2 separate regions of the Homo sapiens genome follow, and region 2 is linked to region 1. Evidence: read pairs that join two places in POLR2A ChIA-PET (ENCODE). Cell type or tissue: GM12878. All regions are shown on one strand.

Region 1 (5,000 bases):
GAAAACAGCCTAAACACCCCACTTAAAAGGCACCAAGTGGCAAGTTGGATAAAAACACAAGACCCATACATCTCCTATCTTCAAGAGATCCATATCACATGTAACAACATCCACAGGCTCAAAGAAAAGGGTTAGAGAAAAATTTATCACTCAAACGATAAACAAAAATGAGCAGGGATTACTATTCTTATATCAGATAAAATATACTTTAAACCAGTAACAGTAAAAAAGGACAAAATAGGTCATTATATAATGATAAAGGGTTCAATTCAACAGAAAGACTTAACTACCTTAAATATATATGCACCCAACTTTGGGGCACCACAGTCATGTAACAAGTATTTCTATACATATGAAAAGATGTGGAAAGCTACCCAATAATAATGGGGGACTTCAACACACCACTGACAGCATTAGACAGGTCCTCAAGGCAGAAAATTAACAAACAAATTTTGGAGTTAAATTTGACACTTAACCAGTTGGACCTAACAAACACCTCCACTCATCAAACACAGAATATATATTATTCTCATCTGCACATGAAACAAACTCAAAGATCAACCACATGCTTGACCATAAAACAAGTCTCAGTTAAGTTTTTAAAAATTCAAAATTACATCAACCATACTCTGAGACCAAAGGTGAATAAAAATAGAAATCATTACCAAGAAGATCTCTGAAAATCACACAATGACAGAAATTAAGTAACTTGATCCTAAATGGCTTTCAGGTAAAAAATGAAATTAAGGCTGAAATCAAAACAGTCTTTGAAATAAATAAAAACAGAGATATAACATACTAAAATCTCTGGGATGCAGCAAAAGCAGTGTTAAGAGGAAATTTTATATTGCTAAATGTCTACATCAACAAATTAAAAAGATCTCAAAATAACAATCTAACATCACACGTAGAACTAGTAAAAACAAGAACTAATAAAAACCAAACTTAGCAGAAGAAAATAAATAACCAAAATGAGAGCAGAACTAAATGGAATTTAGACCAAAAATTCATACGAAGAATCAATGAAACCAAAAAGTTAGTTGTTTGGAAGGATAGACAAGATTGATAGAATGTTAATTATATTAACAAAGAAAGAGAGAAAATCCAAATAAGCACAATCAGAAAAGGCACAGGTCACATTACAACTGATCCTACAGAAATATAAAGGATACTCAGATACTATTATAAACATCTCTATGCAGAGAAGCTAGACAATCTAGAGGAAATTGATAAATTCCTGAAAACACACAACTTCTCAAGTTTGAATTAGGAAGAAATTTAAACAGACCAGTATTGAGTTCCAAAATTGAATCAGTAATTTAAAAAACATACCAACTAAAAAAAAAAAAAAAAAGAAAGAAAGAAGGAAAGAAAAAGGAAAAGAAAAAACCTTGGACCAGATGGATTTCCTCCAAATTCTACAAGATATACAAAGAGTTGGTACCAGCTCTACTGAAACTATTTCAAAAAATCGAGGAGGAGGTATTCCTCCCTATCATTCTACAAAGTCAGCATCATACTGATACCAAAAGGTGGCAAAGACACAATAACAACAAAAGAAACCTACAAGCAAATATTCTTGATGAACATAGATGCAAAAATCCTCTACAAAATACTTGTAAACCAAATCAAGCAGCACATCACAAAGTTAATTCAGCACAATCAAGTAGCCTTTAATCCTGGGATGAAAGGTTGGTTCAACATATAAAAATCAATGAATGTTATTCACCACATAAACAGGATTAAAAACTAAAACCATATGATCATTTCAATAGACACAGAAAAAGCTTCCAGTAAAATTCAACATCCTGTCATAATAAAGACCCTCAAGAAACTAGGCATCAGAAGAACATACCTCAAAATAATACAAGTCATGTATGACAAACTCATAGACAACATCATACAGAACAGGGAAGTTGTAAGTGAGACAGCCAGGTGGGAGGGGGCCCCTAGAGGAACTCTAACCAGCCTGCCCACTGGACTGGAACCTCAGAAAGTTTGCACCCTTTGCAATGCGGAGGAGCCCAGCCCCTCCTCTTCCTGTGCGGAACCTGAGATTCAAATAGCCAGGTGGGAAGTGCTCTAGCAGGGTACTCTGGCCGTGTGGAGGATCCGTGTCCTTTCCCCACCCGCCCCCCGGCCCTTTTCACCCAATAAAACCCTGCTTTACTCACCCTTTAAACTGTCTGTGAGCCTAAATTTTCATGGCTGTTGGACAGACAAGAGCCCCCACATTTTTACCTGAACTAAGGAAAAGTTATGCAACGTTTTTGCCGCAAATGAGGGGCTCCAGAAGTGGTGAGTGAAATGGGAACTCAAAACCTCTCACTGTGATTTCTAAGCCTTTTCAACCTCAGACGTCTGAACTTACAAGAAACTGCACCCCCACTCCTTGTCGCTTCTGGGGTTTGAACCCCCATCCCTCTCCACTCCTGGGGGTTGGGGGCCTTTTCATGGCCTTTTCCTTCCTTTCTCAGGAAGAACCAAGGAGCAACAGCTCTCAGCCCCTCCCACCTCCATGCTGGGGCTGGGACGCGGTGCCCAAGGGTCCCACACAGCCAGCAGGCTGGTTCCCAGCCATGCTGCAGCAGCTTTCCCCTTCCCCAGCCAAACGGTTTCAACTCCACGGGACAGTAATTAAACTTTTCTCCCCAGCGGAGGAACCACTTGCCTAAGAATAAGAGGTTCTTCCCCAGATATTTTTAAACTGTTTCTTTTCTTTCCCCTACTCTACCCCATCAACAAATTAACCTTTAAAGTTTTTTTGGTTTTGTTTAGCAACCCTGCCTTAGGGAATGGTTCTTTCTGGTTTGATATCTGCATGTGGCCCTATCTCTTAAAGGGCCCCATCCAGCGACTGACTTTTCTTCTGCTTGTCTGTGTGTGCTCTACGTATGATGTCTGTAAAAAGAGCTCCCTGGCCAGCATGGTGAAACCCCGTCTCTACTAAAAATACAAAAAATTAGCTGGGCATGGTGGCGTGCACCTGTAATCCCATCTACTCTGGAGGCTGAGGCAGGAGAATTGCTTGAACCCGGGAGGCAGAGGTTGCAGTGAGCTGAGATCACGCCACTGCACTTCAGCCTCAGCAACAGAGAAAGACTGTCTCAAAAAAAAAAAAAAAAGAAGAGCTCTAATTACTTTGGCGTAAAGAAAGACAAGTGCCTGGATCTAATAATTTTAAGAAATAAAAGCTATGGTACCTTCCAGTTCTGTGACTGTAATCTTTGAGAAATAAAAACAGCCCCAAGGACTATTGGTAAAATGCAGGCCGGATGCAAGGTTTGCTAAGTGTTTTGAGGTTACGAACTGCTTTTTGGGTTTTGAGAACTGTCTGTCTTGCCTGCTTCACAATTGGTAAGGCCTGGGGATATATGGAACTAACCATGCCCTTAACTAAGAAGGCAAACCTTGACTGTAGTTAGCACATAATTAAAGCTAATGTACCAAGTTTTACCTTAAAGTTAACAATTGCTAGGAGTTACCATTATAACATGTAATTGAGACTACTGAAAACAGATTTACATGCAAGGTGTATAAGAACAGTAAAATCGTGTGTGTGTGTGTGTGTGTGTGTGTGTGTGTGTATGTGTTTTGTAAAAGGTTATAAGAAGACATGGAAATGTAAACTTTGGCCTAGGGTTAAAGGATTATATTGAGTTAAATTAGGAAAAAGCTGAAGTTTCAAAGAAGTGGTGGAAAAATTTTGGAAATTAATCTTGCAGAAGAGGTTCTCAGTGTGAGCATATTGACTAAATTAAAAAAAGTATTACATGTTTTTTCTCAATATAAATTGAGCTTCAAAATAAAAGCATAACAAGGTTTTTCTAAGGTACTAATCTTCTCTTTGGCAAAATTTGTAAAGGGTTATCAAAGGCTTTTGCTTCTTTAAAATTTCTGAGTCATCATTTTGGCAAAATAAATAATTTATGGTAATCTGGATTTCTATTTCGTAATATCAAGTGTTTTAAATCTTGAACATTTAACAGCATTCCCCAAATCAAACTTCAGTTTCAAAATTGTCTTCCCTGGCACCTGGCTTTTCAAATACTTCGGAGAGCCACTGAAGTGTCCGGAAAAGAGAGGTAAGCAGGATTATTTCACAAGTTTAGGTACATGGGATTGCCAAAATTATGCTCAATCTTCTTTAGGTTATATTTTTGTGAATAATGCTAACATATGTCCCAAAATTGTATGGGATTTCTAAAATTTTAATGTATAAGTGTATGCTATCAATCATAATTAAGGTTGTTAAGTTATCGTAAACCACGGAGATAACCAAACTTTGTTGTCAATTGTGTTTTTGACTGTGACTACCCTGGACATTTTGCTATTCACAGATAATTATTGTCTTGTTTTAATCCTTTTCAAAAGATGGTTTATAATTGGCTATAAGATTTTAACAGGTGCTCTCAAATACAGACTTCCGATAACTTTGGATACTGTAACATTTTAATAAAGGAAAATGAGCAGGACTTGTGAAGAGCTGAAATGTTTACGAATATCAAGAAAAACAACAGTTAATTAAATAGACTGAACTCAGGAAGCTGAAGCAACCTTTTTGACTTTTGCTTGGAATATTGCTGATCCTTCTTTTTCAGAGTCAATGAAACTTTTGAACTATTTACAGCCTTTAATAATTAAGTAAGGTATACACTCCTGTAATCAAGATTTGGAGCATGTTTGTTTCTCTCTGCCTGGTTCCTCTAGAATTTGGAAACGATGAGTATTCTTATGGCAATATAGTTGTTTGCATTAGTGCAATAAGAATCCAGTTTTCGTTAGAATGGCGATCATTAAAAAGTCAGGAAACAACAGGTGCTGGAGAGGATGTGGAGAAATAGGAACACTTTTGCACTACTGGTGGGACTGTAAACTAGTTCAACCATTGTGGAAGTCAGTGTGGTGATTCCTCAGGGATCTAGAACTAGAAATACCATTTGACCCAGCCATCCCATTACTGGGTATATACCCAAAGGATTATAAATCATGCTGCTATA
Region 2 (5,000 bases), 460 kb before region 1:
ACTGGTTTAGCAGGACCCTCAAAAGATCCTTTATTTTTCATTGCTCTGCCTCTAGGTAAAACTACATCTAAAGCATCTTCAAGATCTCAGTACTTACTTAAAGATTTGTGAAAGCAATTCCTCTCTGTTGTCCCAAACCACATATCTATCAGTCAGTCCCTCCCAAGTGGGGAGGCTGCTAACGTCACTACTGGACTGGAGCATCATTGTTTTAGAGTGAGTTAGCTTCTCTCTCAGGTCAGACCTCAAGGGCAACTACTTATGGGACTTTCATTTGTCATCCCTCTTGCTCAATAACCCTGAAGTACTCATCCCCTAGTCTTTGACAGCCCAGTCCTGGGACAGCGTGTACTTTTCACATTTGTAAATATCAACATCAGACTGATAATTCCCTCATCACCACACCCCAGTCCACCCCCACATTTCTATCCTGGGAGAAAAATTAAATTCTTCCGATGGGTCAACAGACTGCCAAAGGTCAGAAAGAGGGCGGCTCTTTCCTTGCTTCCTCCCACTACAAGAAATGGAAGAGGACCAGGCACATCACAAGTTCAGTCTAAGTGTGACTCACCTCTGCCTAATTCGAGAAAGGAGCAAATTAGTTCCTCCCTCAATAATCTCCATCAATCACCATTAACCTCTGAGATTCCTAAATGCAAACAATCCATCTGCGGTGTCTAGTTCTATCCTTAAGGTCAGGAAAGGAGGAAACAAATTTAAAAAGGTAAGACCAACCAGTAAAGAAATAAAAAAGTATTTTCTCCAAATGCACCACTAAGATGCTTTATCCTCTGGAACTGATTTTTCCTCCTCTTATGTATCTCCTTGTAACTTAATAATTAAAGAGCAATCAGGGCCTCCCCTGATTGCTTCCACCAGCATAAATATCCTTGGAAAATGTCAGTCGAGCACTGTTAACTTATTTTGTCCTGAGAACCTCTAATCAAAAGAGAAAGATCTTGACACAGTCTGTGGTGGGATGTTGAATGCAACATCACAGAACAAGGCCAGAGAGTGATTTGAAAGGAGCAGCTGCAGAATCCTACAGGAAATGCCGCTACATTCTGGTACCTGAGAGAAGGAAAGTGAAAGGCAGAACTCTTGGTGGAGCACACAAGCATGCCCAGCACTCTCTGGGAAGCTGGCCCTGGAGTAATAAGCCAAGGGTAAAATGAACTAAGGGGCTCTGAAAAGCTGGGATGCAGGAAGCAAGTCTTTTCATAAGGAACTGATGGAGGAAGGTGTTCCTTCCATAAACCTCTGGTTTCCAGATGCTTTAAGAGATGCTAAAATGTTTAACAAAAAAAAAAAAAAAAAGGAAGGGGGAGGGATTGACATAGGACTCTTATTTAGTTCATCAAATAACACCATTAACACAAAATCTATTATTTACCTGTCATTAATATTTTCACACAAGAAGAACAAGGAAAAGAATCTCAGGAAAAAAAAAGTATCCATTTAAATGAAATAAACTGAATTTCATGAAAGATTCACTAAAATGCCTATTATAACTTCCAGTTCCACGTCACAAATGGGTGCTAAGGAACTCATCAGGAGCAACTCTCAGGAAAATCCGAGGTGTAGCTGTTCCACTTTGCAGTACATCCACATGCCTCTAATCACAGGTGAAGAACAACTCAATATACACTACAAACTTTGAAAAAGAAATGCAAAAAAGGGTGACAAAGAAGCTTCTTACAAAAATAAATTAAATATGGCCTGCTAATAACTAGTTATTCATCTATGAATATGAAGTATGAAAATATTAGCTCATTATTTTCCAACTCTGAAAATAACTTGCAAATAGAGTTTATATATGGGAAAAGGCCAAGAGAAAAAGAATGAATTATTAAAATATACCCATGCAACACTAAAAATAAGACTGATGATGCCCATCTGACTCAATGAACTCAACTGAAAATGTAACACAAAATACAAAGATTTATTTGGGCATAAAATTCCCGGTCATCAAATTACTTAACAGTAAGTAATACACTTGTAGTGCTTTAATTTAATTATGAATATTTTCTGTGAAATTTCTTGACAACTGTTACCATGTAAAGAAAAAAACTGTTATTTTAATATCGGTCTTATGTGAACTAGCCTATTACTAAAAGTCAGGCTTGCTACTGAAAAATCCAAATAGATTTCTGCCTAACCTAATACTACTTAATTACTGTAAAAAAGATACAATCTGACATTAACCTTACGGAGCAGTTTGTTTCCCCAGAGTCAGCAGCATATTTTTAAAAAGCATACTTCTGTAACAGTCTTTTAGGATATTTTGAAATAATCACAGAATTGTACAGATGGAAGTCACCTCAGAGATCATTTATTAATTTCGATCTTACTTATAAAGGTGAAACTGCAAACCTAAAGCTGTGACAGACCCAATGTCACAAACCAACTAGGGGCTAGAATTGAGTCTTTGAACTACAAGTTCCACTGAAACTATGCGTACCTTATCGTATTATCCCCAATACAAGTAGGCAAGACGTTCTTGTGAGCTAAACAATTAACAAGCCACAACTCATTATTAAATGACTAAAAAATGTTAATAACAGATACCACATAAATACATAAAACTACATTTAAAAATATATACATACATTCTACCAAAACAGAGTATATACATACCCAACAACCCAGCAATCTTACTCCACATATCCAGAAGAAATGCATGCATATATGCACCAAAAGACATGCACAGAACCTTCTTTTGAATAATGGCAACTTTTTTTTTTTTTTTTGAGATGGAGTCTCACTCTGTCGCCGGGCTGGAGTGCAGTGGCGCTAACTCAGCTCACTGCAATCTGTCTCCCGGGTTCAAGAGATTCCCCTGCCTCAGCCTCCCAAGTAGCTGGGACTACAGACACGCACCACCACGCCCGGCTAATTTTTTGTATTTTAGTAGAGACAGGGTTTCACCATGTTGGCCAGGATGGTCCAGATCTGCTGACCTTGTGATCTGCCCAACTCGGCCTCCGAAAGTGCTGGGATTACAGGCGTGAGCCAATGGCAACATTATTCAAAACAAATGTCCATCAATAAGCAGATCAATTATGAACCAGTCACAAACTAGAAACCTAAACAGCAGTGAAAATTAACAAAGTACAACAATATGCAGCAATAAGGATGAATCTCACCATCATAATGTTGATCGAAAGAAACCAAAAACACAAGTATACATCATATAATTTCCTTTATCTAAGAAACAGATACTTAGTTAGATATGTGGAAATATTACATATTAATGACTATAAATATGCATAAATATGTGGATAGATATATGTTGAGTATGTGTGTATAAAATGTATTTATTTCCCCCTTATTCTCTGGATAAAGAAGAAAGAGACTTCTGCACCCTTAACATTAACTCCTTGAAACACAAGCTCATGACCACAGGAGAGGAACCTCTACTTTCTGTCAAAACTTGTCGCCCAAAGCTCAATGTGAAATAGCCGAAGTCCATGAACTGAGGCTAATATCAGAAAGTTGGCTTATGGTTTTTTGTTTTTCATCTTTTATGGTGAATACCATAACACTGTGATTTGTTTGTTTTTGTTTTTGTTTTTTTGAGACTGAGTCTTGCTCTGTCGCCCAGGCTGGAGTGCAGTGGCGCCATCTCGGCTCACTGCAACCTCTGCCTCCCGGGTTCAAGCAATTCTCCTGCCTCAGCCTCCCGAGTAGCTGGGTCTGCAGGTGCCCACCAACATGCCTGGTTAATTTTTGTATTTTTAGTAGAGACAGGCTTGTCTCTAACTCCTGACCTTGTGATCCACCCACCTCGGCCTCCCAAAGTGCTGGGATTACAGGAGTGAGCCACTATGCCAGGCCAACACCGTGATTTTTTAAAAATTTATCTTCCTTCCACAATGACATTCTTCACAGAATTAGAAAAAAATCTATTTTAAAATTCATATGCAATCAAAAAAGAGCCCAAGTAGCCAGAGCAATCCTAAGCAAAAACAACAAAGCTAGAGACATCACAATACCTGACTTCAAACTATATTACAGGGCTATAGTAACCAAAACAGCATGGTACTGGTACAAAAATAGATACAAAGGCCAATGGAACAGAATAGACAGCCCAGAAATAGTACCTCACACCTACAACCATCTGATCTTTGACAAAGTTGACAAAAACAAGCAATGGAGAAAGAACTTCCCATTCAATAAATGGGTGCTAGGCAAACTGGCTAGCATGCAGAAGATTGAAACTAGACCCTTTCCCTTACACCATACATAAAAATCAACTCATGAGGATTAAAGACTTAAATGTAAAACCCAAAACTACAAAAGTGTGGATGATAACCTAGGAAATACCATTCTGGACATAGGACTTAGCAAAGATTTCATGAAGAAGATGCCAAAAGCAATTGCAACAAAAATAAAAATTGACAAATGGGACTTAATTAAAGAGCTTCTGCACAGCAAAAGAAACTATCAACAGAGTAAACAGACAACCTACAGAATGGGAGAAAATATTTGCAAACTACATATGTGGCAAAAGTCTAATATCCAGAATCCATAAGGAACTTAAATTTACAAGCAAAAAACAACCCCATTAAAAAGTGGGCAAAGAACATGAACAAACGCTTTTCCAAAGAAGACATACATGCAACCAACAAGCATAGGAAAAAATGTTCATCACTAATCATTAGAGAAATGCAAATCAAAACCACAATGGGAACCATCTCACAGCACTCAGAATGGCTATTATTGAAAAGTCAAAAAATAACAGGTGCTGGGAAGGGAATCTTATACACTGCTGAGAAAAGGGAACACTTATACACTGCTGGTAGGAGTGTAAATTAGTTCAGCCACTGTGAAAGCAATCTTGATTACTCAAAGTACTTAAAACAGAATTACCATTCCACCCAGCAATTCCATTATTGTGTATATACCCAAAGGAATATAAATCATTCTACGATAAAGACACGTGAACGTATATGTTTACTGCAGCATTATTCACAATAGCAAAGACATGGAATCAACCT

The links. Peaks named below come from ENCODE experiments on the same cell type or tissue, not always from the same donor. Only the 100,000 strongest peaks of a DNase experiment are listed, where the experiment ranks them.
Region 2: POLR2A ChIA-PET joins it to region 1 with 15 read pairs; 2 of 35 experiments call an interaction of 5 or more read pairs at or near these places.

What each region holds. Positions count from the first base shown.
Region 1 is chr3:106,254,064-106,259,063 of GRCh38, forward strand. No RefSeq gene overlaps it. Among named protein-coding and RNA genes, the nearest start is that of CBLB, 390 kb to the left of the region's middle. RefSeq lists an enhancer at 2,637-2,996. In GM12878, no CTCF peak of the experiment used is centred here; DNase peaks (open chromatin) are centred at 1,988, 2,398, 2,718 and 3,378; H3K4me3 peaks cover 4,457 bases; H3K27ac peaks cover 4,240 bases.
Region 2 is chr3:105,792,185-105,797,184 of GRCh38, forward strand. The region is part of intron 3 of CBLB (Cbl proto-oncogene B); the gene reads right to left. Among named protein-coding and RNA genes, the nearest start is that of CBLB, 74 kb to the right of the region's middle. In GM12878, no CTCF peak of the experiment used is centred here; no DNase peak of the experiment used is centred here.